4 separate regions of the Mus musculus genome follow, and all the other regions are linked to region 3. A link is a loop called in an ENCODE intact Hi-C map of the cell type or tissue named here. Cell type or tissue: heart. All regions are shown on one strand. Region 1 has its middle 130 kb from the start of Gm40797. Region 2 has its middle 29 kb from the start of Gm24179. Region 3 has its middle 11 kb from the start of Gm29862. Region 4 overlaps Lrig3 (leucine-rich repeats and immunoglobulin-like domains 3).

Region 1 (8,000 bases), 750 kb after region 3:
GTATTCCCAGAATAAGAAAAAAAAAAAAAAGACACAAGAATCCTAAGAAACAGTTCCATTCTCTCTCCTATGGGATTTGCAAGCATATGGGTCAGGTTCACCATGAAATCTGTGGTCCCCGATATGAAATGCGTGTGCAGAGCACTTGTACAAAGATTTCAAGATGGCAGACCTTCAGCATAGAAGGCTCCTCTAAATATGGAACACTGGGTAACCTTGCAAGCCACACATCCACAGAGCTGACAGCCTTGTTCACGTAGGTGGACCATGTGTGGAAAGTAAGGTGACCTCCAAGATCCCACAAAAATATGTCCAACTGGGTTAGCAAAATGATCTAATGGTCAGAATGCCTCAAGCAGGCCTGACCCCTGAGTGTGATGCTCAGAATCTACTGTGGAAGAAGAGAAGTGACTCCTAAAAGTTGCCCTCTGCCGTATGCCCTGTACACATAGACACTCACACACAAACACACACACACACACATACACGCATGAGCGCGCAGGGGAACACACATGGACACCACTAACACCAACAACAACAGCAACAACAATAATAATAAATAATTTTTTAAAGAAAAGTCTAAACAACTAAGGTCTTAGATGGAGTGCCTAATCCTGTAGCAACCAGCTGGATGGTGGGAGGGGCCCAGGAGTGGGGTTTGATTAAGATGAGCTGCCATCATTACACAGCTGTGTGACTGCCTGGCTTCAAAACGCTCTAACGGATGCACAGCCAAACTGCAAAGTTTCAGTCCACGGAATCTCCTTGTAGATGCCTCTTCCTCCATACTCCAAATTGCTCCAAACTGGTCTCCAGTCATTGTCATCTCTCAGAGGAAATATACATTATGTTCCATACCCACCAGGCCCCCTGGATGCCCCATCCAAGCCCACTCTCTGCCTATCTTTCCTCCTCTACTGCTAAACTGATACTCCTACAAGCTAAGATAATAAGAGTTAATAATAGCTTGACACCTAAACCTATTATTTCTAAAATAGTTCACTTGAGAGGAAAACAATCTAAGCCCCTCTGGGTCCTGAGAGAGCTGTGTGAAGTGGAACTGAGTCCAGTTTAATTTAAGATTTTGCTTTATTTTTAAACTTTAAACATGTGTATGAATCCTGCCTCCAACTTAACAAAACAGTTGTGTCCATTTTAATATCTTTAAGAAATTCTAATGTGTCAAATTGCTTCTCTCTGGAACAAAATAAGTTGTCTGCTTTTTCATTTTTCCTCCAGGCATAAACAAAATATTTGATCTGGTGCAATTCAGACAAAACACTGCACTGATGTGGGGAAGCCGGGGGCTTTTCATTTTATGCAGGATAATTAGAAGTTAAAAAACACCTGTTAGCAAGGTGACAGAACTTGTTTCTCCACCATGAGCTGAGGCAGTCAGAGCTCCACACAGGCCCTGGGAAGCCTGCAGTAGCCTTTGGTACCCACAAAATTAGCATCTGTGTTCCCAAAGTACAAGTTCACCTCTAGGCATCTTAACCAGTCCTCTTGGCATCTTAACCAGTCCTCTTGGCATCTTAACCAGTCCTCTAGGCATCTTAACCAGTCCTCTTGGCATCTTAACCAGTCCTCTTGGCATCTTAACCAGTCCTCTAGGCATCTTAACCAGTCCTCTTGGCATCTTAACCAGTCCTCTTGGCATCTTAACCAGTCCTCTAGGCATCTTAACCAGTCCTCTTGGCATCTTAACCAGTCCTCTAGCAGCCCAAGTTTCTTGATAACACAAAAGTAGTCACCTTCCTAATCAGGCATTCTTTGAGTTATTCAGAAAAGATGAGATTGGCCAAAGGAAAAAAGTAGACTTTTTGGATTTTCTCGAACAGCCTGACACTAAAACAGTTTACCTAACAGAAAGTCACACTTGGCCCAGAATCCATCTATTCCTACATCCACACAGTTGACTACAGACCCTACAGTTACTTGGTAGCTCCCTTGTTCCAGGAAGGCCGAACATTAGCTGGCTTCCCTTAAATAAGATTTGCATGTTAATTACTAGTTGACTTTTAATAGCAACAAGAAAATAATTGTCGGCGTTTCTTGACCGCTCCATACCTGTGTTGTCCTAGGTCACACAGTGCAGAGGAAAGAGGGTTGTCTTTTCACTAGTCATTATGAGGATTAGAATAATCATAATCTTTCATTAGAGCTAGCCAATATTAGCTGATTTACATATGCTGTTACGTAATCCTGTTAATAATCTCCCTATTAATAAGCTAATAAGATCAAAGTAGAAAATAACAGCTTGGATCTTACTGGGTTCACACAGAAAACTTTGTGCTTGCTTCCTTTCTGTCTCTAACTGGGCCCTGGTTGGCCAGTGATCTGACTCTAAGTGCCCTGGTTGGCCAGTGTTCTGACTCTAAGTGGGCCCTGGTTGGCCAGTGATCTGACTCTAACTGAGCGCTGGTTAGCCAGTGATGCATTTCCAAAGGATGGCATCTGTTTCATCTGCTTCAGGAAGCTGCCTCTGATGGCAATGACAGATGCCCTCTGTTTTCCTCTCTGTCCCAGTAAAATTTCACCTGATGTTTGTTGTTTATCTCACTACCTCCTCTGGGCGAACCTGCTTATCCTACTGAAAAGGGAATGCACTAGGCTAGGCTAGTCTCTCAAAGGAAGGTCAGTGCCTAGATCCGGAGAGCTTGCACTTAGAAGGACACTGAGTTTCACTGAAAATAAGCATGATGGGAAAGGCTCAGGCAAAGTGCTTCCAGCAGACATTCAGAGCTTAGGAGTCCTCTCAAGTATGAGGGGTAAAGAAAAGCCTGATCAAGGTGTGTATCATGGTTTGAGTCTGAAGTTTTGCCAGCAGCCCGCTCCTTCAACCTCACACAGTCAGTCCACCTTTGGGGCCTTTGCTCCCTCCTCCATATCATTCCCCAATCCAGTCTTTACCTGGCTGTTTTCTTTCCATCGTCAAAATCTTCAAACGCCAGTTCGTCACAGAGGCTTTCCCTAATAATACGCTCTAGAACAACCCCATCCCACATGCCAGCCATGGGCTACGATGGTGTCTCAGTCTCTGAGGGAAAGCAGAGAATCGTGCCTCTCCCATCGTGCTGGAAGGTGAGCTCCTTGACAACACAGATGCCTTCCTACAGACCAGGGCACACCCACGACCTGCGCTTTAACCGCTCACTCCTCAATCAAACGCACCTTCGAGGCAGAGGCATGGCGATCACGTGACCCGATACTGCTGCTATTATTTTACTCTAACCACATGCTGTACCATCATCAGGATCCTTATTCTAATGGTCTCCAAATTAATTTAATTGGGATTATGAAAGTCACATGCAAGTTAGTGTTAGAACAGGGCTAGAATTCCAGTTTTGCCAACTTAAAACCCCACTTTGAATATTAAAATGCAGAAACACTGGACTTAAGGAGAGATGACCTACATAAGAGACAGCCCCGAGGAAATATTTTTAAATCACTTCTGATGATTCTGGATTATGAAGAAAACGCTGGCTCCATCCTTTGAAGAGAAAAACTTAAGGAGCTTTCCAAACAAAAGAAAAATCCTAGTTACTTACTTATGGTTAAAACTGTGTCAAGGCAACCATTACTCTTCTCATTTTAGAAACAGAGACTGGTCTTTCAGGAAGTGTAACTAACAGAGAGAGTAAAGGTTCTAAACTCAGTGGAGTCCCTCTCCAGTCAGCCCTGCCTGCCTCTTGCTGCCCAGACCTTGGTGGTTTTCAGCAAAGTTGGAGAAATGGAGTTGTGTGCCTGAGCCCAGATGAGACCCAACTTACGCATAGTCTCAAAGACTTTTGCCCTGACTATAAGGTGACTGGTGGAGTTCTAGGTTGTAGCACCTGCCCCGGTACCTCCCCTAATCCTGCTAAATGTGAGGTCTGCGACAAATACCCAAGAAAATCGATTTTGAAATGCATTGAGAGGCCGCGGGAGTGGGGAAACGTCTGGGAATGTAGTCAAAATGCTATAGAAATAAGGATATGTCAGGAAGCAAAGGGCCCCAGGCTGTGAAATAGAAGATGATCTTGCAAGGTGATCGGGACAGCATTTTTCAAGGCTGCAAGTAGTAAAAAGGGGATGAGAGGAAAAGATGAGATTTTTCAAAGCAATATCATATTTAAGGTTTCTTGGTTCCCCGCGATATAAAGTTAAAGATCCAGGAGGAGAAATCAGGACTTTGATGGTCACATCGCTCCGGCACTTGGATGTTATACTCAGCATGCGTCTTCTTAATATTCGGAGACTATATTTCCTCTTTCTAATTCTTAATATTTGATCTTTTTTTTCCCAAACAAATACCTAGTCTACATTCCTGCTGAATTCACCAGGGGGAATTCTTTTCAAGATGCAACAATGTCTGAATTTTCTGGATCTCCTTCATTGACCTTAGAAAATGGTCCTTACATCTGCATATCTCATGTGCCATTAATTAACTTTGATACTTCATTATTAATGAACTTTTTCGGAAGCTGTATTTCTGTACTGCTGGGAAGCCACCTTCTGGGGGAAAAAAAAAGGAAGAAGGAAGGAAGGAAGAAAAAGGGCACTAGTCTGCAAGTGGAAACAGGTAGCCTGCCACCGTCACACCATGGAAAGAACGAGTTTAATTCTGTCTTAATGGCAGAATAAATGGAATAGGGATAATACTTCACACTAATAAATTAAATTTGGGTCATCGGTGTAAGATAGAAATGTTTCTGATAGTTACAGCCTGGGATGCAGAAGCTGGAAAAAGCTCAATTGCTCTGCGAAGTGTTCTTTGTATTTAAAAAAGGAGGCTATCATTTTAACATTTCCCTTAACTTTGCTAAAAATAATAACCATGACAGAATGCTTTTCTCCCCTTCTAACAGGGATGCCAAATTGGAAAAAAAAAAAAAAAAAAAACATAAATAAATAAATAAAAATTTTTTAACTACTGAAGAACCACAGTGACCCCTACTGGAAATAGGTGGAATTGGACCTGGTCTTAAGGTAAGAGAGTGTGCAAAAACATTTCTCTCCACAAAAAAGTGGGAAAAAAATGTTAACTCAAAAAATTCATATTCATGCCTGTGCCTGCTTTCCTTATCCTCTAGATAACCCATAATTTTTTGGCTATAGTTTATGTGCTTGTAATCATGCTGTCTGAATTTTGTATGTATGAAGAAATGGCAGCAGCCATTTCCCTGTGGTATTAAATTTTTCATAAGTGTCCTTTTTGATGTAGTACAATCTATTCAATCATTTCTTTTTACTACTAAAGCTCTGGAAGAATTTTTAAAAATATTTTGAAAGAAAGGAAAATTTAGCAAAGTGACCTGAATAGGATTGGCAACACATTTCAAAGAAAGAAAATCCTCCGGCAGATAGCTCAACATGCTCACTGGGACCCTTTGTAATTAAAGTGCCCGTCATTCAGTGGACACCTGCTGTGTTTAAAAATGCTAATCTTAAATAAACACCATGACACAGCAAGAGAAAGGAGATACTGGAGAAACTTGACCAGGGTAGGCAAGAGGTGTGTGCTCAAAGCAGTGCAAGGCATTGCCCACTGTAAACACTAGGAGCTTCTTAGGAAATCACAGTGGAGTAGACAGCCTTCTAGAAAAGCAACTGGGGCAATTCTCATCACTGTGCAGGTGAGAAGGAAAGAGCAGATACAGTAGCAAGGAATGAATAACAGAAACGGAACCAGAGACTGGAGTCCCTGTAGTTTCCTCCCATTGGACGGCAAGTAGATAATTCTAGAAGGGGACTTAGGAGAGATCACCTGTTACAAACAAGTAGGTCTGCCCTGAACACCAGCTTTGTCCCCGCTCACCCTTCCAGGAGGTTGTGTCAGTTGCGACTCTGGAATTACAGAAGTGATACAGGCCCATTGTAAGCAGAGGAAGCCGAGAGGTTCAAAAGGGATGGATACATCGTAGCCATGCTGAAAAGACAAGATTTCATCTCACCGGGTGTCTCGTATATAGATGGTGCTTTCAAAGTCAGAAATCTCTCCCCTTGAAATCATGCCGGAAACTGCTCACCTGCTTAGGAAATCAAACCCTTTTATCGTTCCGTACGCAGTAATGAACTATCCTGTGTCAGTCATCACAGAAATACATATACGCTCTGAATTCAATGCTGCAGCAAGTTAAATGAATTCAGCGCTGTAGCACCATCAAATCTCCTTAAGTCCCAGACATTTGAATACTTGGTCCCCATCTAAGGCTGTTTAGGAAGGACTAGGAGGTGAAGAGGATGTATCTCACTGGGTGTAGGCTTTGAGGTTTTAAAAGGCTCAGGGCATTCTGGGTTCTCTCTCTCTCTCTCTCTCTCTCTCTCTCTCTCTCTCTCTCTCTCTCTCTCTCTCCTTCCTGTTTGTGATTTCTGATTGTCTCAGCTACTGCTCCAGCCCCTGGAGCCTACTATGTCCACTCTGCCATCAGGGACTCTAACCCTCTGGAACCATGACCCCAAATAAACTGTTTCTTCTGTAAAGTTGCCTTGGTTGTGATATTTTGTCACAGCACTAGGAAAGTAACGAAGACAAACATAATTGTATCTAATAGGTCTAAACATTTTTTGAGGCACACACCAGTTTCCTCTTCAATTCAGCATGTGTAAGGCCACTAAAGTAGCTTTGAAAACAAAAGGGCAGCCCCTCCCATTCTATTTCCAAACAGAAGGTGGCATGAGATGGGAGGAAAGCTAGAAAGAGACATCCTTGGTTGCCCTGTCCAGGTCCATGGTGTCTGATAAAACTAACCCTGCCAGCTGCCATGTGTGCTGTCCACAAATAATGCCCAGAGCCACCAGAACTGAAAGATTGCTCTGTGCAATCAGAGACTCAGAGGTCTCACATCTAAGAAGCACAATGTAACCACCCAAAAGCTAGTTGAAACTTGAAACTAGCTCTTTACAACAGAACTCCTCCAAAATCTAGAGGAAATACATAGGGTCTCACACACACACACACACACACACACACACCACAAACACACACAGTCTTCGGCTCCTTTTGCCAACCACAACTATGCCAGCACCTCTCCTACTTCAAAATTCTTCACAGAATCAAAATCCATCGTTTTTTCAAAACTTCCAGTGATGTTAGACAAATGAAGACAAGCCATAGAGCAAGCATAGTGTATCCACTAAAAGAAAACATTTGATTGAAAGGACCCAGATGTAGCTGTCTCTTGTGAGACTATGCCGGGGCCTAGCAAACACAGAAGTGGATGCTCACAGTCAGCTAATGGATGGATCACAGGGCCCCCAAGGAAGGACCTAGAGAAAGTAGCCAAGGAGCTAAAGGGATCTGCAACCCTATAGGTGGAACAACATTATGAACTAACCAGTACCCCGGAGCTCTTGACTCTAGCTGCATATGTATCAAAAGATGGCCTAATCGGCCATCACTGGAAAGAGAGGCCCATTGGACACGTAAACTTTGTATGCCCCAGTACAGGGGAACGCCAGGGCCAAAAAGGGGGAGTGGGTGTGTAGGGGAGTGGGGGTGGGTGGGTATGGGGGACTTTTGGTATAGCATTGGAAATGTAAATGAGCTAAATACCTAATAAAAAATGGAAAAAAAGAGAAAACATTTGAAAAACACTCATCTGATAAAGGACTTGTGTCTGAAATATACAACAAGGGGTTGTTAATAACTAACAATGTAGAAACAAGAACTAGTGGGAGTTTTTTTGGTTTTTTTGTTTTGTTTTGTTTTTTAAGGGCAAGGGATGTAATTGGGTAGGGACAAAAGACACCTTGCTAAAGAGGTTACATGCAAAATGATGTGAAAACACTATACGCTACTAGGGAGTATGTTCGAGGATACAACCCACCTATTGCATCCCTTGGTAGCTGAAAATAATTATCAATTTATAATTGCCAGAAAAAAAAAAAGAATGTTGTTGGTCAATGATAAAATGTTTCTCTATGGAGTCCCAAGAAGACAGGGAGGAGATTGTCTCAAACCTACTCAGAAAAGCCTTTGAGGAGACATCTACTTTAAGAATCCCCCAGACAGACAA
Region 2 (8,000 bases), 1.1 Mb after region 3:
TCAACAATGTAACAATGACTTAGTTTCACTTCCCCGGGATAGGTAATATATGCTACATTGCTCAGCGTGGCACCTCACAACTGTAGTCTTCATACTAGACACAAGGAGGCAGGAAGACCGCAAGCATCCGGGCAGCCAGCAAGCTCTTGTCTCAAAAAAATAAAAAGGTACCAGAATAAGATGGACGTCGGCACAGCTCTAAAGAAGCAAGGTGTCTTAGCTTGGGTTTTTAATTTCTGTAAAAGCACCATGGCCAAAAAGCACACTGGGGAGGAAAGGGTGTATTTGGCATACACATCCATGCTGCCATTCATCATCTAAGGAAGTCAGGGCAGGAACTCAAACAGGCAGGAACCTAGAAGGAGCCGATGCAGAGGCCATGGAGGGGTTCTTACGGACTTGTTTCCCCTGGCTTGCTGAGCCTGCTTTCTTAAAGAGCCCAGGGATGATCCCACCCAAAATAGGCTGGGCCCTCCACCACCAATCACTAATTAAGAAATGCCCTGCAGCTGAATTGAATGGAGACATTTTCACAGTTGAGGCTCCCTCCTTTTGGATAATTCTAATTTGTATGTCAAGTTGACACAAGACTAACCAGCACAAAAGAGTAGAGACTTCCGGCTAGCCGTAACTTGCAAGCCAACAGTATTACTATAAAATGCCTACAATTGTCTATTCTTTAAACTCAAAATCCATTGACCAATCTTCTGACAAGAATGTCCGGGCTGTGGAGATGGCTCAGCCAGTAAAGCACTTGTCCTGAAAAACCTAATGATCCAAGTTCCACCTCCAAAACCTACAGAAAGCTGGGCCCCACAATCACGCCTTCTGACCACCACGTGAATGTCCATGCACACATGGTCATAAAAAGTAACAATTTTTCCTAGAAGAATGCACATGGCCCTTAATTTCCTTCTTTGTCTGACAAACGGCACAAGGACAAGATGCATTGATACAATGAAATTGTGTGTGTGTGTGTGTGTGTGTGTGTGTGTGTGTGTGTGTGTGTATTTATGTGCACCTATGTATATTATGTGCATGTGTGTTTATGTGCATTTATGTGCATCTGTGTAAAAGGACAAAAGCCAGCAACCTAGGGCGTGAGTCTCAATGATGACTCTTTATTCAAATCCAGTGTTTGAGTTCCCCCCTCTTCACAGCGACACTGGATTAATTAAAGAAAATACTAATTGTTCAATAGGAGAGCAAATCAGAAAGCCACATTAAGAAATCAGTAGAGGGCTGGGCGTGGTGACACACGCCTTTAATCCCAGCATTTGGGAGGCAGAAGTAGGTGGATTAGTTCCAGGACAGCCAGGGCTACACAGAGAAACCCTGTCTCAAAAGAGAGAGAGAGAGAGAGAGAGAGAGAGAGAGAGAGAGAGAGAGAGAGAGAGAGAGAGAGAGAGAGAGAGAGAGAGAGAGAGAGAGAAGAAAAAAAGAAATCAGTAGAAGGTCTAGAGAGATGGCTCAGCAGTTAAGAGCACTGGCTGTTCGCTCCTGAGGTCCTGAGTTCAATTCCCAACACCCACATGGTGGCTCACAACCATCTGTAACAGGATCCAACGACCTCTACTGGTGTGTCTGAAGACAGCTACAGTGTACTCATATAAAACAAATAAATCTTAATTTTTAAGCAAGCTGAACAAGCTATGGGGAGAAGCCAGCAAGCAACGTTCTTCCCCGGCTTAAAAAGAAAACAGACATCAGTAGAAACAGTGGTCTGTTGTCACTCTCCTATTTTGAAAAATGCTGAAACAATACCACAGGAACTAAAACCATGCTCCCATTCAAACCTAAGGCAGGTTTTCCTCCTCTTTTAAACTGAAAATCCCTCTCTCTGAAGTAGAACCTATCTCACATCTCTGGGTCCTATCGTAATGCCTGTAAACTCGAGGGGATGAAAACATGTCCTCTAACCGTGACGGCCATAATGAGCTCCCCTGAACCATACTCCACGGAAGATACACGCTTCTCAATAGTGATGGCCGTTCTATTAAAAACGAAGGGAAATGTCTCTCAAACCATACTCCGCGGAAGATACACGCTTCTCAATACTGATGGCCGTTCTATTAAAAACGAAGGGAAGAGACGAAACCAAACAGAGAGGTCCAGCTGTCTGCTCCTGGGATCTTAGATCGTAGGATGCTGAGGCCCCTTTTCCTCAGATGCTAATGGACGCTACGTCAGCATGCTCTAGACAGGCTCGGGTGCCCATTTGTATTCAGGGCTATCCACAGTAGCCAAGTCATGGAATCAACCTAGGTATCTATCAGTGGATACGTAAAGATAATGAAGGGCCGATCCACAATGTAGTTCTATTCAACCATAAAGAAAAACAAAATTACATCAAGTACAGGAAAATGGATGGAACTGGGTATCGTGTTAATGGAAACAAGATAGACTCGGGAAGACAAATGCAGAATCCGGTTTTATTTTTTAAGATATAAAAGTATAAGGAAGATTGTTTAAAAGCAGAAAAGACACAAAGACAAGGGGGCAGGGAAAGAGGACCCTAAGGGAGTGTCATTAAAGTACATGACATACACACACACACACACACACACACAGATTATTTTGTACAATCAATATATGTTAGTAAAAAGAAAAATTGGGAGAGAATAAGGATCCTTTAATCGAATAAGTTTGAGAAATATAAACTGTATGAGATTAATTATGTATTTCACAGTTGTAGTTTTTTTTTTTTCTTTTTTGGGGAACCTTCGATACAGGGTCTCACTGTGTAGCTCTGGCTGTCCTGGAACTCACTCTGTAGACCAGGCTGGACCTGAATTCAGAGATCCACATGCCTCTGCCTCCCAAATGCTGGGATTAAACGTGTGTGTCACCACCACCTGGCTGGCGATAGAGTTTCTTAAGAAAACCTTGTTGTAAAATTCCAGGAAAGGGTTAAAGTGTGCAACTTTTTCCAAAATTGATGAAATGTATCACACTTTGAAAAACAACATCTTTCAAAATCAGGTTTAGGAAGTAATGTGTCAAACAGATGTTTAATGTGTATGCTTTGTTTATTAGAATACTGCCTTTTTGCTTAGATTCACCATTCTTCTGACCCTCCACACAAACAGAAACAGCGACTACTTAATCAGGTTGTTATGTGACTGAAATGAAGTCAAATATAGTCAGACACCAAAGTCATAACAGTCAGACCATGATGGACAAAATTCCAGCCAACAACGGACCACAAAAATGCCAGGAGTGGTGAGTTATGCCTGCTGTCTACGCACTCACGAGACCGAGGCAGGATTGTGAATTCATAGCAGGTCTGGATACACAGCTAGTCTCTATCTGAAAAAAGAAAACAAAAACAAAATAACTATACATAGGAGGCTGAGACTGCTGGATTCTAATGAGCTGAAAAAGTCCTTATTGGCCATAAGTGCAGCTCCCACCCGCATTGAAGGAACTTCTCTTTGCTGTAACAGACAGAGACCATTATAGAAAACTATAACCAATCAAGACGCAGAGAACAAGAGACCTGACTGTGTCCAGTTCCAGCTGATACCTCTACAACACAATTCCGGCACCTAAGCTTCAGGGATCATTGCAGTAGAGATGGAAAGATTGGAAGAGCCAGAGGAGCAGAAGTTTTCTGGGGTTTGTGTCTCCTAGAACTGCCAGGGGGCTGTGCCCATGAGTCTCAACAACATGGCTACCTAACAAGGACAACAGCAATGGACACGCTAACGTGGAAGGAGGAAAGCTCACAGTACCTCAACCGCAGTCAAAGAAAGACTAGCAACTGGGAATACTGAGAGCCAAAGAAATTGTCTTCCCCAAGGAAAAGCCTCACAACTGGTTATCCAATGCCAAGTGATCGGGTCCAGAGATTGTCGACATTCAGCATACAGGACACATTGTATGAACTAAGCAGTAGTGTGTGTGCACGCGTGTGTTCCTGTGTGTGTGTGTGTGTGTGTGTGTGTGTGTGTGTGTGTGTGTGTGAAATCAACTCGACTCTCACCACTCTCAGACATCAGAACTGTCACATTTGACTCCTGTTGTAGTTGGGAGCCAAGTCAGCCCACCTAGCAATCCCACCCTGTCTGGGACTTTCGCTTCTCTACCCTGATAAATACCCACCCACCCTTGACTCTTTCTCACAGTGGAAGATCCGAGAGGGAAAAAACGCCAGGATCTAAGCACAAAAGGAAGCACAGGACTTTCAGATGTCAAAGCCGAGCCGAAGGACTTCCTAAATCAAGGCGCCTAGGCGAAAAGCTATACATCATTTAGGGAAATGCAGACGCTGGAGAGTGCACTAGACCTGCATTTAATTTCTAATCTGTTTTTGCACCGCTGCATGCCAAAGTTGATTCAAATAAATATTTAAATAAAACCTGAACTGCACAGAGTACTGAGAAAATGACCGGATCGGGTGTGACTGGAAGCTCATCGGTGGTGCGCGTGCGCCCTCTGCTGCTGGACAGCGCTTCCAACAGCTCACTCTCCACGCGGCCTATTTCTGTTCCTCTTTAATGCTGGAGGGGTGGGGTGGGGGGTGAAGATAATATTATTATTTTGGTTTGTTTTGCACATAACAAATGGAAATCCGCATGCATAAACTTGATTTGTGGTTCACCCTCATCTCAGAGAGATGTCATGGACAAAAGCACTCAGAGATTTCCTGGAGGCTGAGATCATGGAGTATATACTATTCTTTCAATGATAAAATGTCCTGACTGGAGGGAGTGGCACATGCCTATAGTCAACTTGGGAGACGGAGGAAGGACGGTGCCTGAGATGTTTCTGACTTTGAGAATGTGGCTGTGGTCATGCACAACTGTGATCCTACCTCTTTGAAAAAATAAATAATAAGTAAAATGTCCCATAAAAGGTATTTTACGTGGGTATCCTGACAGCACATCATTGAGGTTCAAATTTTATTCACGATATAGACCTTTTTAGTCTTCATTTTTCTGTGGCTTACTTCTCAAGATTGCCAGATTTAACAAGCATAAACACGCCCCGTGTGTTTCCGTAGGATCTTGTTACAAATTGGGGCTGGAGAGGTGGCTCAGCAGTTTAGAGCACTTGCTGCTCTTGCAGAGGACCCAGGTTCAGTTCCCAGTGTTCTCAAGGAGGCTCACAACTGTCTGTAGCTCCAATTCCAGGGAGATCGGACGACCTCTGTGGGCAATGGATGAACACGGTGTGCGTACCTACATGCCGAAAATACTAATACACATGTCTTACTTAGGGTTTTTATTACTGTAATGAGACACCATAGCAGAAAGGAAGATGGGAAGGGAGGGTTTGTTTGTCTTACACTTCTGTATCATTGTTCATCACTGAAGGAAGTCAGGACAAGAACTCAGGGCAGGAACCTGGAGGTGGGAGCTGATGCAGAGGCCATGGAGAGGTACAGCTTCCTGGCCTGCTCATTGTGGCTTGCTCAGCCTAATTTCTTGTACAACACAGAACCACCAGCCCGGCAGTGACTCTACCCACAATGGACTGGGCCCTTCCACATCAGTTACTGGTTAAGAAAATGCCCGACAGCCAGATCTTCTGGAGGCTTCTCAATTGAGGTTCCTCCCTTCAGATAACTCTAGCTTGGGTCAAGTTGACAGAGACTAACCAGCACAACACATAGCATAAAAGAAATAAATAAATCATATATATATGTAGTTTCCAGGTCTGGTTACAGACACCTTTAATCCCAGCACTCAGAAGATAAAGGCAGTGGGCCATAGTGGCACATGCCTTTAATCCCAGTACTTGGGAGGCAGAGACACTTGGCCTCTCAGTTCGAAGCTAGCCTGGTCTACAGAGTGAATTCCAGGAAAACTAGGGCTACACAGAGAAACCCTGTCTCAAAAACCCAAAAGAAGGAGGAGGAGGAGGAGGAGGAGGAGGAGGAGGAGGAGGAGGAGGAGGAGGAGGAGGAGGAGGAGAAGGAGAAGGAGAAGGAGAAGGAGAAGGAGAAGGAGAAGGAGAAGGAGAAGGAGAAGGAGAAGGAGAAGGAGAAGGAGAAGGAGAAGGAGAAGGAGAAGGAGAAGGAGAAGGAGAAGGAGAAGGAGAAGGAGAAGGAGAAGGAGAAGGAGAAGGAGAAGGAGAAGGAGAAGGAGAAGGAGAAGGAGAAGGAGAAGAAGAAGAAGAAGAAGAAGAAGAAGAAGAAGAAGAAGAAGAAGAAGAAGAAGAAGAAGAAGAAAAGACAAAGGCAGGTGGATCTCTGTGAATTCAAGACAAACTTGGTCTATATAAGGAGTTCCAGGAAAGTCAGGGCTACTAGAGAGGCCTGTATTAAAAAATAATAATAAGTTAACACAGTGGCACATGTCCAGCTATTTGGGACTATGAGACAGCAGAATTCCAAGCCTGAGAACAACCCAGGCTACACAGATCAGTTCAAGGCCAGCCTGCAGCAGAGTAAACTCTCTCCGTCTGATAAAACACTAAGTCACCGAATAAAACAGGTATTCACTGTTTATCTAAAATTCCCGCTTTACCAGGTTTTTTTCTCTGTTTTTTTCTGATAAGTTTACCTCCATTTTCCTGTGACCTCTGAACTTCACAACTAAAATTATTTTCGCTTACGCTAACCAGAGCAGTTAGCTCATCTTAATAAAGAATAAAAACAAAGCATCTCTCCCTTCATTTTCTGTTTGTCCCCTCGAGTCTTTAACATCGGATCTAAGAGTAAGAGCCTAGTAAGGAGGGTCAGCCAGACACGAGACTGAAGTTCAAGAAACTTGTTCTTAAAGTTACTTAATGAAGAAACGTAAAGAACTCTCTAGTTTCTTTTTACAGCAAAAGTATTATACAAAACCTACATAATATTTTAAAAGTATAATAGTATAGTAGTCTAAACTATATAATCGTTTAGAAAGAGAAGGACCCTCCGGATGCAGAACCCTCCAGTCCTGAACCTCCTGTGGGAGCCTTGAAACTCCAGGATGCCCAGCCCCATCTGTTGGCCAGTCATTACATAAGATCCCTGAATCCAGAAACTCAAAGAATTCCGGGCTCTCTAAGGTGGTGGGGGTGATGTAAGCAGACAGGAAAGGAATCCACTCCCTTGGGGCTGCCAAGGTCCTTCAAGGACTACTTCTCCACTTTGACGTCTGTGTGTGAATTGAAGCACACGGACTGAGAGCTTTTGAGTCTTTCTAACCAGCTGCTAGCTGTTGTTAATGCTCAGGACCAAGGGTTCCACTTAGACAGCAAAGAGCCTAGGGGACCAAAAAAAAGAGGTAATTTGCTATAATATGGAGTAATATAAGATCTGTGTGTACTGAAATAGCAGGTCACAACTACATTACTGTCATAATGTCACAGCAGCTGTAGAAACGGGAAGGATCGAAATGGGAAGAAAAAGAAAAAAAAATCTTGATTGTTCTTCGGGTGTTCTCTGTGCTGTCTTCAGTGATGTCTTCTGTCTGTCACTTTCCACCAGCAGAAAAAGACTGAGTGCCCGCTCCCTGCCTGCTCCTCCAGAAATGCTGCCAGAATTTGGGTGAGACCGTTCTACACCCAGCATCTCAAAGATAGCAGCCATCTAAACCACATAAGTTCAAGTCATATTAGAAGTTGGTTCACAGGTCATTTCTGCCTGGCGATTCTTAACCATTTTGATCAGTCAGAGCTCCAAGGAGCAACTTCCGCAGTCCATGAAAAGGTGTGAGGCTGATCAAATCAACCCTGGAAAGCATAATTGACAAATCTCCTCGTGTGGTTTTGAGAAATTAATCAAGACAGGTCTGGTGGACCTTTGCTGAGCCTCTTTGGGACAAATGACTCAGTTCCCGATGCACTGTTATAAAGGAAAACTCCAGCTGCAAACCCCAAGGTGACCCATTTATCCACTCGGTTGGAGAATAATGACTTCTTAAGCACAGCAAATAATTCCGCTGGTTTAAAACCAATTTGGTTAATACGATTAAATGAACTATTTGATCTTTCGGGTTCAAAACCCATCAATTTGACTCACGCGTTAACATTTTAATAAGGACGTAAGCGTCTTCCAACAACGTTTC
Region 3 (8,000 bases):
TCAAGGCAGGAACATGGCTGCATCCAGGCAGGCACCGCTCAGGAGGAGCTAAGAGTTCTACATCTACATCTGAAGGCTTTGAGGAGGAGACTGACTTCCAGGCAGCTAGGATCAAGGTATTAAAGCCCATGCCCACAAGTACACACCAACTCCAACAAAGCCACACTTCCTAAGTGTGCCTCTTCCTTGGCCAAGCATTAACAAATCATCACAGTTATTACAATCATCAAAGTCCATATTTCTTGCACTGAGACTATAAGAAAAATAAACAGAAAGAAGGAAAAAAATAAGTATTTAAGTGCTGTTGACTGCCTCAGTCCGTTGGGAGATTTTTGTTTGTTTTTGTTGCCACAGTTGCCACAGGGGAGGATCATCTGGGAAATGAGAGACTCAATGGGCCAATAGGCAAGCCTGTGGGATATTTTCTGAATTAATAAGATATATGGGAGGGCTCAGCCCGCTGTGGCTTGTGCCAACCCTGGGTAGGTGGTCCTGAGTTGCATAAATACACAAACTAAGCAAGCTAGTAAATAGCATTCTGTAGTGGCTCTGCTTCACCTCCTGCTTCCAGGTAGCTTCCCTGCCTTAGTTCCTGCCTTGACTTTCCTCAACAGTGGACTATGATCAGGACACATAAGCAAAATCAGCCTTCCTCCCTGAGGCGCTTTTAGTAATGATGCTTATCACAGCAACAAAAGAAACATGATCTATGTTCTTTTTGATGCTCCAAAGGTATCCTTTAAAAGGTGAGAAAAGGCCACCCTACTTGAATCATGTTTACCACATCACCAAATCATTTCTAGGATGGTACAGTCTACAAGTTAAGCCTTTGGGCTCTGCCCTCAGACTCACATGTTCATGTCCAATGTCTCCTACTTTATGCTTGTGTCTGATCTTCACTCCCACAGCACCTACCTCACAGGAGGCTCTAAGAACAGGCATGAACTCACTTGGGCAGTCCCCCACTTACTCAGCCCTCAACAATCATTATGGAATGCTTTTTAATCATTTTTGCACATTTTACCACCCAGTCAGCCTTTATTTCAAGTGTTTTAAATGTGCACAAGGAGGAGACAATAATAAACATATGCAGGTTTTGAAAAGCAACTACATAGAAGTAATTTCTATTGGTCTGTTGTATTTTCCTTCCCCTGACTGGGGCCAGCTCCTTTAACTATAATTTGGGTTGCAATTCTTTCCTGTCCTGTTAGCTTCTTCTTCAGTTGCTTCCTGTCTCAACTTGTATAGAGCTTTCCCATGGTAAGACCTTTGCGTAGGAGACCACAGGTGTGCTCACCAGTGTATATCAAGCATGTCAAAGGGCCACCTTTGTCACTCGGGCCTAAAGTTTTCAATACTTGGTTGCTTGAGTGCTGTACCAGAATGCTGGCCACACTACCGGTAGCTTCTTGCTTAACTTCTGCCATGAGGAACTATAGAAATAGAGGTAACTAAAGGTTTCTCTCTTCTCAGGGCAGCACTACCCTGGAGTCAGAAACGGTTAAGTATTTGTTGACCTTATTCACGTACAAATTCAACTTTAGGTTCAGCCTCCTTATCATGAGTCATAAAAACTGCAACTTTCTGGGCTAAGGTTCAGCATGCGAAGCATCTTAATAAGTTCCATGCCCAGATGTTTAAGAAAAGAATGGGCCATTGTTTGTGACCGAGTACTAGTTGGAAGACCCAGAGGGAACATTTGACAGGATGAATGTCTTTTCTAAGGATCCTGCAGCCAGCTGGACATTCAGCTGAGCCATCAGGAGACTCAGAATATGGGCATTTCAAAAGTAAACGCCTCCTCCCCAGTCCCTACTCCACACAAAGTGTGGATAGAAGTGGGTAAACACGGCACATTTACTGCTTAACGTCTAGATGATAATCATTTCTGGGAGTGTGAAATAAAGCGGAGATCTTTAAGATCTTTAAAAGATGAAGGTATCCATAGATTACCGCTCTCCCCGCTTCCAGTTCAGTCTGACCCTTTTCTACTTGACAACAGACACTAAGATGTATCCGTACGGAGAACGTCCCCAGATGTGATAACAAACAGAAACGAGGAAGCGTGCATGCTTGATGTCCTGAGTGCTGACCTCCACACACAGCACATTTTAACATACTGGAAGAGTCATGTGAAGGTATTTTCCTCCCCAGCTGAAGCAATGATTTGGAGATGTGTGCATTTGGAAAGAGGGAGCCTCAATTGAGAAAGTGCCTCCACCAAACTGGCTGTGTGCAAGCCTGTGGCTCATTTTCTTGACTGGTGATTTTGATGTGGAAGAGCCCAGCTCACTGTGGGGTGGGTGGTGCCACCCTTGGGATGCTGGTCTGGAGTGCTATGAGATGGCAGGCTGAGGAAGCCATCACAGGAGCAAGCCAGTAAGCAGCCCTCCTCCATAGATTCTCCTTCACTTTCTGCCTTGGGTTCCTGCCCTGGCTTCCCTGGATGCTGATGCACAACCTGAGAGTCATAAGCTGGAATAAACCCTTTCCTTTCCAAGTTATTTTTTGTCATTGTGATTTACCAAAGCAATAGAAATGATTTCTAAGGTTTTAAGACAGACTTCATTAAACACAACATCTAAAAAGAATTCATTAGCTCACTGCATATGCCATGCAAGTTTCAACCTCGTCATTATTTAATGTAATTAAAGACATGGGAATCTACATTAATAGATGAGAGTGAAGCCACTAACCTCATGCAGAGAGTCCCCATGAGCTGTCTTCGTGTGGCTAGGAAGGAATATGTTTAGGATTTGCCTCTAATTTCCAAACACCAAGCTACTGTGTAATTCTTCACATTAGTGAGTTGGGAGATGTACCCCCGAGTGGTAGAGTGCTGTCTTTGCACTCCTTTCAATACCCAGAAATCAGAAAAAGAACCCCAAAACAAAAAGTTCACACTCAGACACATATACACCATGCCAAGGTAAGTGAACAGGCATGTACACACTCATGGGACACTCGTGTACACAAAACAAACTTTAGCTAGTTTCTTTCAGAATGTATTAAAACCATGAAAACTTCCAAAAATATGATTAATGTTTGTTGCCTTGCCCTGTACTGCCTGTGGCCCGACCCTACCTGCCCTTGGGGGTTGGAGGTGAAGTGACTTTGAGTCAAAGGCACAGACTCCAGAAGCAGGTGAGAAACTCATTTGAATGCCTCTGCAAGCTCCTTTAATACCTTCCAGTAGGGCTCCATTGGTCCCAAGAAAGCATCTCTTCTAAACAGCAGCTCCCAATTGACTGGTATTGCTGCCTGCTTCAGCAATCCTTGATCTCCAGGCAGCCTTCAATTGGGTCCTCCTGCAGGAGATGCCTTTGCAGCTGGCATTTATGCAGAGGCCGCACTGTTCCTCCTACAAATGATAAATCCATGGAAAGTCTGAATTGGAATAAATGCACTGAGAAGTCCTGACAATCTTTTGCAATGTATTTTAAAACATTGCCCAAGAAAGGACTCTTGCATTCATACCACATGATCCAGTAAAGTGAGGTAGGCCTTATGAAAAAAGGGGAATACTGACCACCACATCCCAGATGCTTGGTGCTTTTATTGGTCCCAGCTAAGGGTCTTCTCCATTCCTTCTTGAGAAGTTACTAAAGCATGAAGACATGATCTACCGTATTTGTTCATAAACAATTGTATGATCTTTCTACTACATGTGACCATCTCTATCAAGGCTCTAGTGTTTGAACAAAGTACGTTGCTATTTAAGTATAGAATGCATTAGACAACTCACGTAGCCCATATAGAGGATGCTTACTTACCATCTCCACAGCCACAGAGATAACTGAACCTATCTGTGAAATTTAAGAAGAATGGCAATGACCTTAAGAACTAAATTTTATTTTTTTTTTAACAGACTAAAGAAAGATACATTTTCAGGTTTATTATCTCTGTGGGCATTTGTGATGTTTACAGAGGACCAATGACCAGGAGGTGGGGGAGGGGGCAAGTGTGAGTTTCTATATCACTAACCCCAGTAAGGGTGCTACACCCTAGCACAGCTGACAGGAGGGGGCATTGTTGCTCTGTGGAATTCATGTACTAGGTCACCATCAATGCTAATGGGAAAGGGGTCTGTGTTTAACTCAGGCTATAACAAAAATACAAAACTCTTTATGCAGCAGAATAGCTCTAGTAAAAAGGCAGGTCGACTCCAAAGCTATTGTGTGCAGCTTTTCTCAACGGCTTTAAGATGGCAGCCAGACTTTTGACACCTTAAATTTGATTTGGTGGTAGGTAAACTTCATTTTTTCCATGGGCATCTCCCCTGGGAAGTTGTCTTCTGAAATGCAAAAGCAAAACCTCTGCTTTGGGAAGTTTACAACCATGATGAATTCATTTTTACTCCTCTTGGATAGTATTCACAGCGGGGAGAGTTGCAGACAAGACGAACAAAAATAAAATATCCCAAGACAAGCAGTTTCAGTGATGTGGTTCCAACACCGAGCCTGCCAGAGATCTCATGGCAAGTCCCATTACTGAGATACCTCCTGCCCGGAGGAGTTTGGAAATATACGTGCACACGCTGTTGGCTCCGAGCCTCTGCTGACGTTCCTCTCGCCCTCTCTGACACCCCTCCACCCCCAGCTTAGCAGTTTAATCAAATCTATCAGAAGAGACAGCTGTGGTTCCATTTTCATTCTGGAGATAATGAGCCGGAGTCTGTGAGCTCTCCTCCAAGCCACCTCCCAGACAGACACCTCATACACTGACAGACCGGCCTCCTGGCCAGCTGTTTCTCACTATTTGAAGCTGATTAGACCTGCAGCCTTTGAGGGCTAATAGCCGCTCTTAGCATTTTGAGAGGGCCACAACTTGAAATAGCCTCCTCCCTTTGGTGGTTCCCACAGCTCTTCACTGAACCATCCAGGAAATGTAAACAGGACACTACTTCACACTCCTGAGAGCCTGCGATGTTAACTTGTTTGCCCGACACTCACTGAGTAGCTTAATTAATTATCTGTGGGTGGCAGATTACATGAAGTCACCCTAGCCCATTAAGTATGCATTTCCTGCATCTAAGTATATTATGAAAACATGGCCGTGTTTTCTTCTGGAGTTCAGAGTGTTTAGAGAGCCTGTCTTGTTCTTTAAGGCCTGGCTGCTTCGTATTTACGTTAGACTGATCGAATTTCAAATGTGAAAGTAAAGATAAAGTACCTGAAAACGTTAAATCCAAGCCATGCGTCATTTGAACAAACTTCTGACAGACACAGAGGACTTGCTAGGGCCTTCCCCACACCCCCAAGGCCACAGAGGATCCCTGTGTGTTCACCCTCCTGGGCTCCTTGCAAAGAGAATTCTTTGTGCATTACGAAACCTTCAGACGAGGTTCCTGTGGGCCCCACCTGTGGCTGAAAACACTTAATTTGGGGTCTGAGTTCCTTTAAGAGACACTGCAATGCCCTGTCTGCCATCTCTCCCCCTACCTCGGTACTTATTTTCAGTTACATCTCAAAGATTAACAAACTGATGGCGATTAAGTTCTCAATAGGTGCTTCGTTGTTAGACTCCGTAGAAGAAAGCTCAAGGAGTCTTTCTAGGACAAAAACATCGAGAAAGCAAAAAATGTCCTTCATGCCTGCTAATAATTTTCTCTGTTCTGCACATATGTTTCAGACCACAGGAGTGGGGTGGAGTTAAGCTACAATACTATCCTTATTTTGGAGAAGGGAGGGGTCCCAGCTAAGCTATTCTAGTGGGAATTAACAGAGAGAGACAGAGAGAGACACATGACCGAGAGATTTTTGGTGTGTTTTTAGTTTCTAATTGTACATGTATTTCTGGCTTTTTTTAAGGAAGGACAGAGCTATAGGAGATCTGGAATCAGAACCTAAAGTGACCTACATAAAAGCAACGCTCTGATTCCCTAATTAAACCAAGCTGCGGCTGCGGGCTCTGCAAATAGCTGCCAAAAATTCATCCATTCAATCTTCCGCTTATCCTCCAGGAATGCAGAGGGGCGGGGAAGGGGGCGGCGGGGAAGCAGAGGCCGGGGATTGTCCTAGCTCATGTATTTGCTCTCCGGTGAGGGGGTCCTGCGTTCCCGGAGCACAGTCGCCTGGGGTTGGAAAGGATCGCGTGGGGGAGGGGGCTGGGAGGCAGGGGACCAGAAGGGGGATAAAGAGAAAAACAGACTAAATGTTTTAACAGCTGCCCTATTTTTCTTCACCTATTTTGCCCAGGGATCTGGTTTCCTTCTGGGAGGAGGGCTCTCCCTGGGTCCAGGCTCGCTCCGCAGGGCCTGTTTACTCGGAGAACCACAGTCCTCTTTCTCACCTTGTTTAAGTCTTTACTTTTGAGGGAACTCAGAGCAGGAAGAAGAAACTGGAATGGTTGCTGAGCTCCGAATTTTAAGTAGAAACTGGGAACAAAGTAAAGTAAAATAAAATCTGGCCCTCCCCACCCCCCCGCACCCAGTCTCCTCCTGCCAGTGCTTCTTGGACAAGAAAAACTGTTCTTCAGCGAAGATGGTCCCTCATTCTCTCATTCTCACATAACTTCCTTTAGCTGAGCGTTGCAGACGGTATGTTAATTGAGTATTAGATGACGAAGCTGCAAAAATCGGAGGGAATAGCGCTATTAGCCAGACACTCGGGGATTCCAGCACCACACAAAGGTAAAAACCAAATGGAAAAGACCAGCTATTTATTTTTTGCTGAAAAGAGTTTGTACTGTCACTTGGGGGTTTGCTGTGGAGAATTTTCCCAGACGAAACATTTGCCGACTTTCCCTCGATTTCATTCACAGACACGCCACCTAAACATACATTAGCAGCGCCTAGTCTAGTCTATCAGAAACTCAACGCTCCGGGAGGAATCCTTACCGCCAAACATAAGTCTTAACTGTTGCCAGGATTCAGTTACGCAAGAGGACTTTGGGAGACCCAGGTACCTCAAAATGGAGCACTCCGAATTGGTATTCACGACATGTTCCTCACTAGGGTCATGCCCAGGGAAAGCTGCAGTATTTGTCAGGGTTTAGCCTTCCCACCTCTGTCTTCTCCACTCAGTTTCAGCCTCTTAGCCAGAGACTCCAAGCTTCTGTCCCAACAGAGCATTGCCACCTAGACACTTCTGCAAAGAAGCCTCTGTCATAGGCTTCTTACTCCCAGTTTCAGATCACTGCGTTCGCATCACATACCTTTCCACTATTAAAATAAGTAATAATAATGATGATGATGATAAATAATTGTGATGCTTTCATCATTTTTTAAAATAGTTTTGTTTCTAGAGATTGAACCTAGAATCAAGCGTGCATGTTGGGCAAGCAATCTACTGTGTGTGTGTGTGTGTGTGTGTGTGTGTGTGTGTGGTAATGGCAGTGTGTGTACTGTGGTATATGTCTGTGGATACACAAGCAAGTACACATATACATATGTGTGCAGGTGCCTGCAGAGACCAGGAGAGGGCACTAGACCACTCCACCCCAGAGCTGGAGTTACAGGCAACTGTGAAGTTGTGAGCTGCCCAACATAGGTTCTAAGACCGAAACTCACCTTCTGATGGAGTAGCAACTGCTCTACCTAGTTTGTCTCTGTGTTAAACTCTGTGTTGTTTTAAGTTCCTGGGTGTGCTTTAAGTTCCAGAACCCATTAGAAGCCTTAATAATAGCTTCCAAAATGTGAATATTATAATGTTATCCTAGAAAGTTACTCAAGCTTGGTGGACTTGGTTAATTTTTCTTGTATTATAAACAATGATGGTATCTGTAGTTTCAATAATACAATGATTTCGTATTCTTTTGTTTCACTTTGTACTAAACAATACATTGAAGTGGAAACTTCTAGTTTCTTTAGGAAGTCAATTATGTCAAATGATGTTTTGCTGAGACACACAAGCGAAAGGATGTTTTCCTGGATCAGACACAGGAAAAAATGTTTTCCTGAAGCAGACACAGGCGAAAGGATGTTTTGCTATAGCAGACACGTGAAAGGGCCTGTGATGAAGGAGTATAAATATGACCCCACAGACAGTGGGAGATGAGCA
Region 4 (8,000 bases), 210 kb after region 3:
ACACCTGGTGGGCCTCTCTCTCCTTACCTCAAAATACTAATGTGCTCCATTTATTAGGAAAAAAAATAACTCCTAATAATAACACAACTAAACACTACACTATTGTTTTCTTTTTGTTGTTGCAGAATAGTGTTTAAGTTTGGGTAGTCTAGCCCCAGACAGCCTGGCCCAAACCAGGTGCAGACTTGAAGAGAGATGTGAGACAGACAGGGGTGGGTCTGGGCGTTTTAGCTGCTGGGTGACTTGGAGGAGGACATCCTGGTGATAGAAACATCGGGCTATGTATTTAAGAGAAAATTTCTGTCTCCCAAATTGTGGTTTTGTTCATCCCTTATACCCCGACCCTAAGGCCTCTTGGCTGGGCTTAGCCTGCCTGCCTCCATCTCCGGGACCTAGAGATTGACTAATTGTCTCGCTTGTACCTCACAGCTAGATCAAGGAGTTTGTGCTCTGGCAAATCCAGATGTGGGAAATGGTCAGAATCAGAGGTCATGGATGACTTGACTCTAAACAAAGTCTGTAATGCTTTATGGGAATCCGAGGAACTTGGTAATCTGGGACCTGTATGTAGAATTGCTGAATTTTCTTTTCTTTTTGAACTTTACTATTATCTCAGCTTGTTTCTTTGTTATCCTGTGTAGGATTTTTTTCTTGTCTGTCTGTCTGTCTCTCTCCCTCCCTCCCTCCCCCCACCCCCGGTGGAGTTACATTCTCTGATGATTTGGGTCTCTTAAAGATCAAACTGACAATAACCCTAAACTCCTTAAAGGGACTAGACTAAGGGTCTTGACTTCAGTGTGAGAGTGTTGTTTAGAGCCTGCGTCTCTGGAGTTCTCTCCTTACTGTTGTGGAGAAAGCAGCACCTGGTCTTTGCAGTCTCAGGAAGTCAACCTTTTTCTAACTGTAGTGGGTACAGATCCCTAGAAGTCTGTCTCCTCCAGGACAAAAGTGCAGGCGCAGATTGCAAGAGGCCCTGGTTATCCCTGTGATGGTGGATCAGTGAGCCAGTTGGATTTCTACATCAGTTTGAAAATAGAATTTGATTTTTTTTTTTTTTTTTTTTGGCCAGAATATCACTGATGCTTTGTGTTCTGTAAAAGAAACCGGGGATCGACAGGGACCAACCCAGACTTGCTATGTGAGGTGCCTCAGGAGTAGTTGGACTGGTTATGCAAAAAGCCCCAGTTTCCCAACTTTAGATTATATTTGAAAGAGAGAAATTACTCTGTGAGTGGATGGTGTAATGTGTGAACCGTGTTGAACAGAGGTGTTGACACCTATTGTGTGCCCCAGTATTTCTGGCTTCGTTACATTCTAACACAGCGACATGAACACGAATCCCTGCCTCAAAGGAGTTTGCAATATGGAAGAGGGTGGTGGTGAGCGTGTTATAGTAAGATGCACTGTAAAATTTGGGATCCCATAAAAGTGGTCTACCTAACTTCTGAGATGGAGAGGTGTGTCTGAGTTACTCGTAAGCAACACACATACCTGGGGGCTGTTTTCTGACTAAGGATCAGATCTCGTCGCTATTCCTTAGGGTCTAACGAGAAACCCTTGTTACAGTTGTTCCCAGCTTTTTAACTTAACATGGTTTCTCCTGCTATGCGATGGTCTAAAAAGTCCATGCTACCACCCAACAGCTGAGTGAAACAGGTGCAGAGACCCACAGCCAAACACTGGACAGAGCTTGGGGACTCTTGTGGAAGAATTGGGGGAAGGACTGAGGTCCCTGAAGTGGATAGGAGTACCACAGGAAGACAGACAGAGTTAACTAACCTGGATCCTTGGGGATCTCAGAGTCTGAATTACCAACCAGAGACCAAACATGGCTGGCTGGAGGCCTCCCTCCCTGCACATGTGTAGCAAATGATCAGTATGGTCTGATGTGGGCTCCCCAGCAACTGGAGCAGGGGCTGACCCTAGAGCTGTCACCTATCTGTGGATCCTCTTCCCCTAACTCATCTGCCTTGTCGGGCCTCAGGGGAGATGATGTACCTAGTACTTCAGTAACTTGATGTGACAGGATGGGGGTTGGGGGGTGGATATCCAGTGGGGACCTCCACCCTCTCAGAGGAGAAAGGAAAGGGGAGGAGGGGGGGTGGAGCATGGGAAGGGGCACCCAGCAACAGGGAGCAGGGATGTAAAATGAAGAAACATTAATGGGGGAAAAGGTCCACGCTACCTAAACCTATGTGACAGTTGAGCTGGCTTGCAAGTTCAGTTCGCTCCTGTTTTCTAATAAGATTGTCAAGTAGAACTCATGAGTATAGCGCTAAATACCAATAATGCTAAATACCTCTAGTACCTATGACCACTTGTGAGAATTTGGCTGGGCATTTCCCCATTTGAAATGCAACAGAAAAATGGTGGAAATGTTCCGTCTCATTTGCTGCTGTCAGGTACATTGGCTATTGCTCTCTTGACATATAGATATTATAATCAAGGAAGACTTTTGTGGTTGTGGTTATTGTTGTTGTTGTTGTTAGAGACATAATCTTCTTATATAGCCGGGCTGACCAAGAACATCTGCCACTGCATCCTGAGTGGTGACATTAGAAGTGTGCCTTCATGCTCAGTGACAGATACTTTGTGTGTGTGTGTATTTACATACTCGTAAAGAGCTATACGTAGCCAGTGACTGCCATTGTGGTCTATTTTGATCTGTTGTCCAGACTGGTAATGTCAAGTATCTCTTGATGACTGTCCTTAGGGACTGTGTTAGGTGGTAGCTCTTTTGGGATAACTATGCAATACTTTCTCTGGTACTGAAGCCTCTGTCAACTTAGTAACTGGTTGTAAAAACAGGGCCTCCTTCTAGCCAGGAGCTAAAGCAGCCACAGAGTGGTAAGGATTGGGAACTGATTGGCACTGCTGTGTGAGGGTACCTTCTAAAAGAAGAATCAGACTAGTAGTTAGGAGGACACAGGGCTGGCCAGGCGGGTCTGAAGGTAAAGACGCCTGCATGCAGTGCAAGCCTGCCCAGCTGACCAGGATGCCCAGAGACTGTGCAAACACAGAAATGGGAGGAAAACATTTAACTCCACAAACTTCTCTTCCGATCTCCACATGTGCAGCTCTGTCCCACTAATAGTAATAGCTACACTAAGTTTAAATACATGAGCGTACATATATGTGTTTTAAATATTCATTGTATTATATATATATAATATTACAAAATATTATATGTATAATATGTAATATATATAATATCCATAATATACTATAATGTATATTATGGAATGTAGAATAAGGGAGTGTAGCCTGGTGTTCCCACTCTGTGCTAGTTGTTTCATTTACTATCTAATAAAACAGGAAGATATTGAGAAATAATCTGAAAGAAAAAAATCCATCAGTTGTGTTTAAAAGCATGGCAACTCTATATGCGTATTATCCTGTCAGATTGGTGTAAGGACATTCTTCATATGATCTAGGATGACCTCAGAGCATACATGGCCATGGGCTGCTGACTGTCATTGAGAAATATGGTTTGGACCAACTAGTTTCTGAAGGACAGGTCAGGAGTAGGTGTCTTCTTCTCCCTTTGGATTATACTGTTGACCAGTTGCTGGGACTGTGTTTTAATTATAGGGCTGGGAACGCCATCGACAAAATCCTCCCTGAACAGCTGGAAGCCTTTCAGTCCCTTGAGACTTTGGACCTCAGCAACAATAATATTTCAGAACTGAGAACTGCCTTTCCACCCTTACAACTCAAGTATCTGTAAGTATAAATTACCCCCCCCCAGTGAGAATATTGTTATAACTGGGGACAGGGGTGTGTTTAAGATGCAGGCAACCCGACTTCACTACTATGGAGTGGAATGTAACTTTCTCATGGATTTGAATAAGTTGAATAGATTCAATCTTCTTTCTTACAATTTTGTATCACGATTATCACGATTTAAAAGCAAATGCTCCAAACTAGGGCATTAGTAACAAATTCCACACAAAGTATATATATATATAATGTAACAACTATTCGTCACCTTCAAAGATCTGTCAGTCTTTGCTGTTAGTATATGTATATTAGTTACTTGCTGCCTGTACTCAGTTCCTGACAAGAAGCCATTTGAGAAGGCTTGTTCTGATTGACAGTTTGAGGGCACAGTTTTATCATGGCAGAGAGGGCATGCTGGGAGAAGTGGCAGGCAGCCCTGTGACATTGTGGTCAGGAAGTCAGGCCAGATTATAGAACCCCAAGTCCCGCCCTCTGTGGTCTACTTCCTCTAGCTAGGCCCTACCTCCTGAAGATTCTACAACCTTCCAAAAGAGTGCCACCTGCTGGACAATAAGTGTCAGACCACATGAGCCTACACAGGACCTTTCTTATTAAAACTACAGTGTGTGAATCTTTTTATCTTTATTTACTATTTTCCTGGTACTGGATATAAACCCAGGGCTTCTTTACCTGGCAAGCACTCTGCCATCGAGCCATATCCCAGTCCATATGTGTAAACCTTAATTTGTTCACAGGGAACTCAGTATTAACAATTTTAAGGGTGCACTTATGGTCACTGGAGAGTCTCTGCAGTGGGGAGATTGAAAGCACTTTAACTTCCCGAAGAAACCTGAGCAAGCCTCGGCTGACCTTCAAACTCTCAACAGGTATATCAATAACAACCGAGTGTCGTCCATGGAACCAGGGTATTTTGACAATTTGGCGAGCACGCTCCTGGTGCTGAAGCTGAACAGGAACCGCATCTCAGCCATCCCTCCCAAGATGTTTAAACTGCCTCAGCTGCAGCACCTGTAAGTGAACATGGCCTCTAGGACATCACACTCTCACCTCTGAGCCTCTGGGGTCCAGGTCTGATGCCCACAGTGGGACAGGAGAAGTTTAGGGGCAAGCACGTGACTATCCTCGCTTTCATGGCGCAAGTGGTGGAATCTCCTGATTGGGAAAAGGCTTGCCAGTTACCTCATGCCAGCAGCTGCCTGACAGGACATGCTAGATGGTGGCTGAAGGAGCAGGGTGATCACTCTGCTGCCCCTTCACAAAGGTGCCATTGTGGACCTGAGGAAACCACAGCGTCTCTCCATAGCTGTGGTTTATGAGAATAATACCAACAACTTCAGGGTGCTTTGATAGCCTAAGTGGCAGTAAAGAACTGTCTCGTTAAGAATGGTAGAATGGTTTGTGAACAAGGCTCCCGCAACGGCACTTTTCAACCTTGGCTGCACATTACAGAGACTTGGGGAGCTTTTTAAAACCCCAGAGCCCAGGATTCACCCTAGACCAATTATACTAAAACCTCTGGGGGCTGCAATTCGGGCTTCGAGAACTTTTAGAGCTCCCTAGGTGGTTCTAGTGTTTGGCAGACATAGAAAGTGTTGCAGCCTGCAGGAAGGTACCAAACTGAACGTTAATTGGGAATGATGGTAGAGCTTTGCATACACGCGGGGCAGGATTTCTACACCATTCCCCGGCACCCCTCCTGCTTTTCTGGGATGGTTATCATGCTCGTTCTGCATCAACAAAGGCTGAATATAAATTTGTTGACTACTATCCTGAGTGGACAACCATTTAGAAATGAAAATCTAGTGTGTTTCCTTTATTATATTATTCATATATATATATCGTGTTTTACATAGGCATTCACTCCCTGTAATAAATTGGAGGGGAAAAAAATGAAATCCTTGTCAATAAAGTGCCTGGGAAATGGAAAACATTCTTGCAGTTTTAGCACTGACTGGGTTAAATATATTGCAGCGTATGACACGTTTTTCTTACCATTAGAATTTAATTGTCACATGAATTAACGGCTTAATTGTAATGTCCAACACAGTGAGCTGAACAGAAACAAGATTAAGAACGTGGATGGACTCACATTCCAAGGACTTGGTGCACTGAAGTCTCTGAAAATGCAAAGAAACGGAGTGACAAAGCTGATGGATGGAGCTTTTTGGGGGCTGAGCAACATGGAAGTCCTGTAAGTGTGGGTTACCGAAGTTCCCACTCAGATACACTGACCCCCAAATACTGAGTGGACACCTGGTAGCTCTCCTTTGAAAAGCCTCATTAGATTCTCATGCTATACAATCATAGTTATAATTACTTAGTCATGTTCCAGGTGAACTGCATGAATCTTTTGCTGATCTCCTTATATATCAAAGCCGACTATCTAGGCGTGTTAGGGATATGTCATCAGTTGCTTACAGCCAGCTATGCATGGCTTTGAAGAGAGTAGATCGTGAACTCTGGATCCCACCCTTGGTTCTCATTGTACATGCAGGCAGCTGGACCATAACAACCTAACCGAGATTACCAAAGGCTGGCTCTATGGCTTGTTGATGCTGCGGGAACTTCATCTGAGCCAGAACGCCATCAACAGGATCAGCCCGGATGCCTGGGAGTTCTGCCAGAAACTCAGTGAGCTGTAAGTTGCCTTTTATTCTCCTCAGGTTCGAGAGCAGGGATCCTGCTGGAGTAGGAGTTTCTTACCATTGACCTGTGAAATTTTTGCAACAAAGTTGCCAAGGCGACAGCCGCTTTTCTGTGTGCCCCTGATGCTGTGTTTTCGGCTGTGATACTTTGGAGCCAATGCCTCTCTTTGCAGTTCTTTGTCGAGTTGACAGAAGTAGTCATTGTTTCATGGACTATTTATTTAATTTTAATTACTGGGATTAGGAGTAATGTTTACCTGGTTACTGTAAGGCAGAATGTTAAAACAGGATTATTGTAGTTACATTTATTACCTCTTTTTTAGAAAACAGATTATTATGTTGAATGGAAAGATAAAAGCTTTGTTGTTGTTGTTGTTGTTGTTTTTTGCAGAGACCTGACTTTCAACCACTTATCAAGGCTAGACGATTCCAGCTTCCTGGGCCTAAGCCTACTAAATGCCCTCCACATTGGGAATAACAAAGTCAGCTACATTGCTGACTGTGCCTTCCGGGGGCTTACCAGTTTAAAGACTTTGTAAGTTACACATTTTGCTCTTGGTACACGAGCCTAATTGGTTCCTAAATGTGCCCACTTTTCTCCCAGCAGATTTCCTTTGTTGTTGAGGAAATGTGTACAGCCTCAAAAGTGGGCTCTTAATCTTTCCCAGAGCAGTCTGATTAGAATAGATCTATTTCATCCATGTGTGTTTCTTAAAGGGATTTTAAAAGGACGCTGATCAGCGTGCCTGGTGATTGCAGTGTCCCTCTTCCACGGCATCGCTAGGAAGTTCAGAACTGCTGAAGAAAAAAAAAAAAGAAAGATTTAAGTCCACTAAGTTTTGTCTTTATAAAATGCAGATTAAAAACAAGACGCAGCAGAAAGAACTATAGAAAGGGCCTGAAGGGAGCCGAGTGTTTATTCTTCTGGTTCCCACCCTTTGATTTCTGTCCTCAGGAAGAAAAGCATTGCATTAACTGACCTGAAAAATCTCTCCAATGTTAATTTAATGTGGGCTTCAGGATTTTGCACTCAGAAACCCTGCGCTCTGTCCCATCTGAACCATTAGAGTGGAAAGACATGCTATATGCTTTGGCTCTTCTCTGTCTTTGTGATGGGGACTTGTTTTTCTTTTTCCTTTTCTTTTCTCTTTCTTTCTTTTTTCTTTTCTTCTTCTTCTTCTTCTTCTTCTTCTTCTTCTTCTTCTTCTTCTTCTTCTTCTTCTTCTTCTTCTTCTTCTCCTTCTCCTCCTCCTCCTCCTCCTCCTCCTCCTTCTTCTTCTTCTTCTTCTTCTTCTTCTTTTTTTTTTTTTTTTTGAGACAGGGTTTCTCTGTGTAGCCCTGGCTGTCCTGGAACTCACTCTGTAGACCAGGCTGGGCTCAAACTCAGAAATCCACCTGTCTCTGCCTCCCAAGTGCTGGGATTAAAGGCGTGCGCCACCACTTACTGGAAGGAACTTGGTTTTAAATTTTAATGTATATTTCAAGTTGTTTGAGACGTGAGTGCTTAGTCACCTTCACTTAACAGGGCCAGGGTTACTGTCTTGATTTGGGGGAAGTTTTTAAAGTGTTGAGTGCAGGGTTCAGGATGTGAAAGGCACCTTGGAGAACTGAGTT

What was found. A loop is a pair of places that touch in the nucleus more often than their neighbours do. Peaks named below come from ENCODE experiments on the same cell type or tissue, not always from the same donor. Only the 100,000 strongest peaks of a DNase experiment are listed, where the experiment ranks them.
Region 1: a loop joins it to region 3, with 12 times the contacts of the local background. A loop is called at or near these places in 8 of 42 quality-filtered maps.
Region 2: it touches region 3 in a loop (3-fold over the local background); 4 of 42 quality-filtered maps call a loop at or near these places.
Region 4: it touches region 3 in a loop (8-fold over the local background); 13 of 42 quality-filtered maps call a loop at or near these places.

What each region holds. Positions count from the first base shown.
Region 1 is chr10:126,526,648-126,534,647 of GRCm38, forward strand. No RefSeq gene overlaps it. Among named protein-coding and RNA genes, the nearest start is that of Gm40797, 130 kb to the right of the region's middle. In heart, a CTCF peak has its summit at 4,956 (motif pointing left); no DNase peak of the experiment used is centred here.
Region 2 is chr10:126,865,417-126,873,416 of GRCm38, forward strand. It overlaps a transcript of Atp23 not described here. Among named protein-coding and RNA genes, the nearest start is that of Gm24179, 29 kb to the left of the region's middle. In heart, CTCF peaks have their summits at 4,431 (motif pointing left) and 4,638; a DNase peak (open chromatin) is centred at 4,425.
Region 3 is chr10:125,781,034-125,789,033 of GRCm38, forward strand. No RefSeq gene overlaps it. Among named protein-coding and RNA genes, the nearest start is that of Gm29862, 11 kb to the left of the region's middle. In heart, a CTCF peak has its summit at 4,011 (motif pointing right); no DNase peak of the experiment used is centred here; H3K4me3 peaks cover 2,677 bases; H3K27ac peaks cover 2,292 bases; H3K27me3 peaks cover 367 bases.
Region 4 is chr10:125,990,827-125,998,826 of GRCm38, forward strand. Lrig3 (leucine-rich repeats and immunoglobulin-like domains 3) reads left to right here. Exons shown (of 19, transcript NM_177152.5): 4 at 3,592-3,723; 5 at 4,608-4,751; 6 at 5,789-5,932; 7 at 6,236-6,379; 8 at 6,778-6,921. Among named protein-coding and RNA genes, the nearest start is that of Gm29997, 15 kb to the left of the region's middle. In heart, a CTCF peak has its summit at 4,290 (motif pointing left); a DNase peak (open chromatin) is centred at 4,195.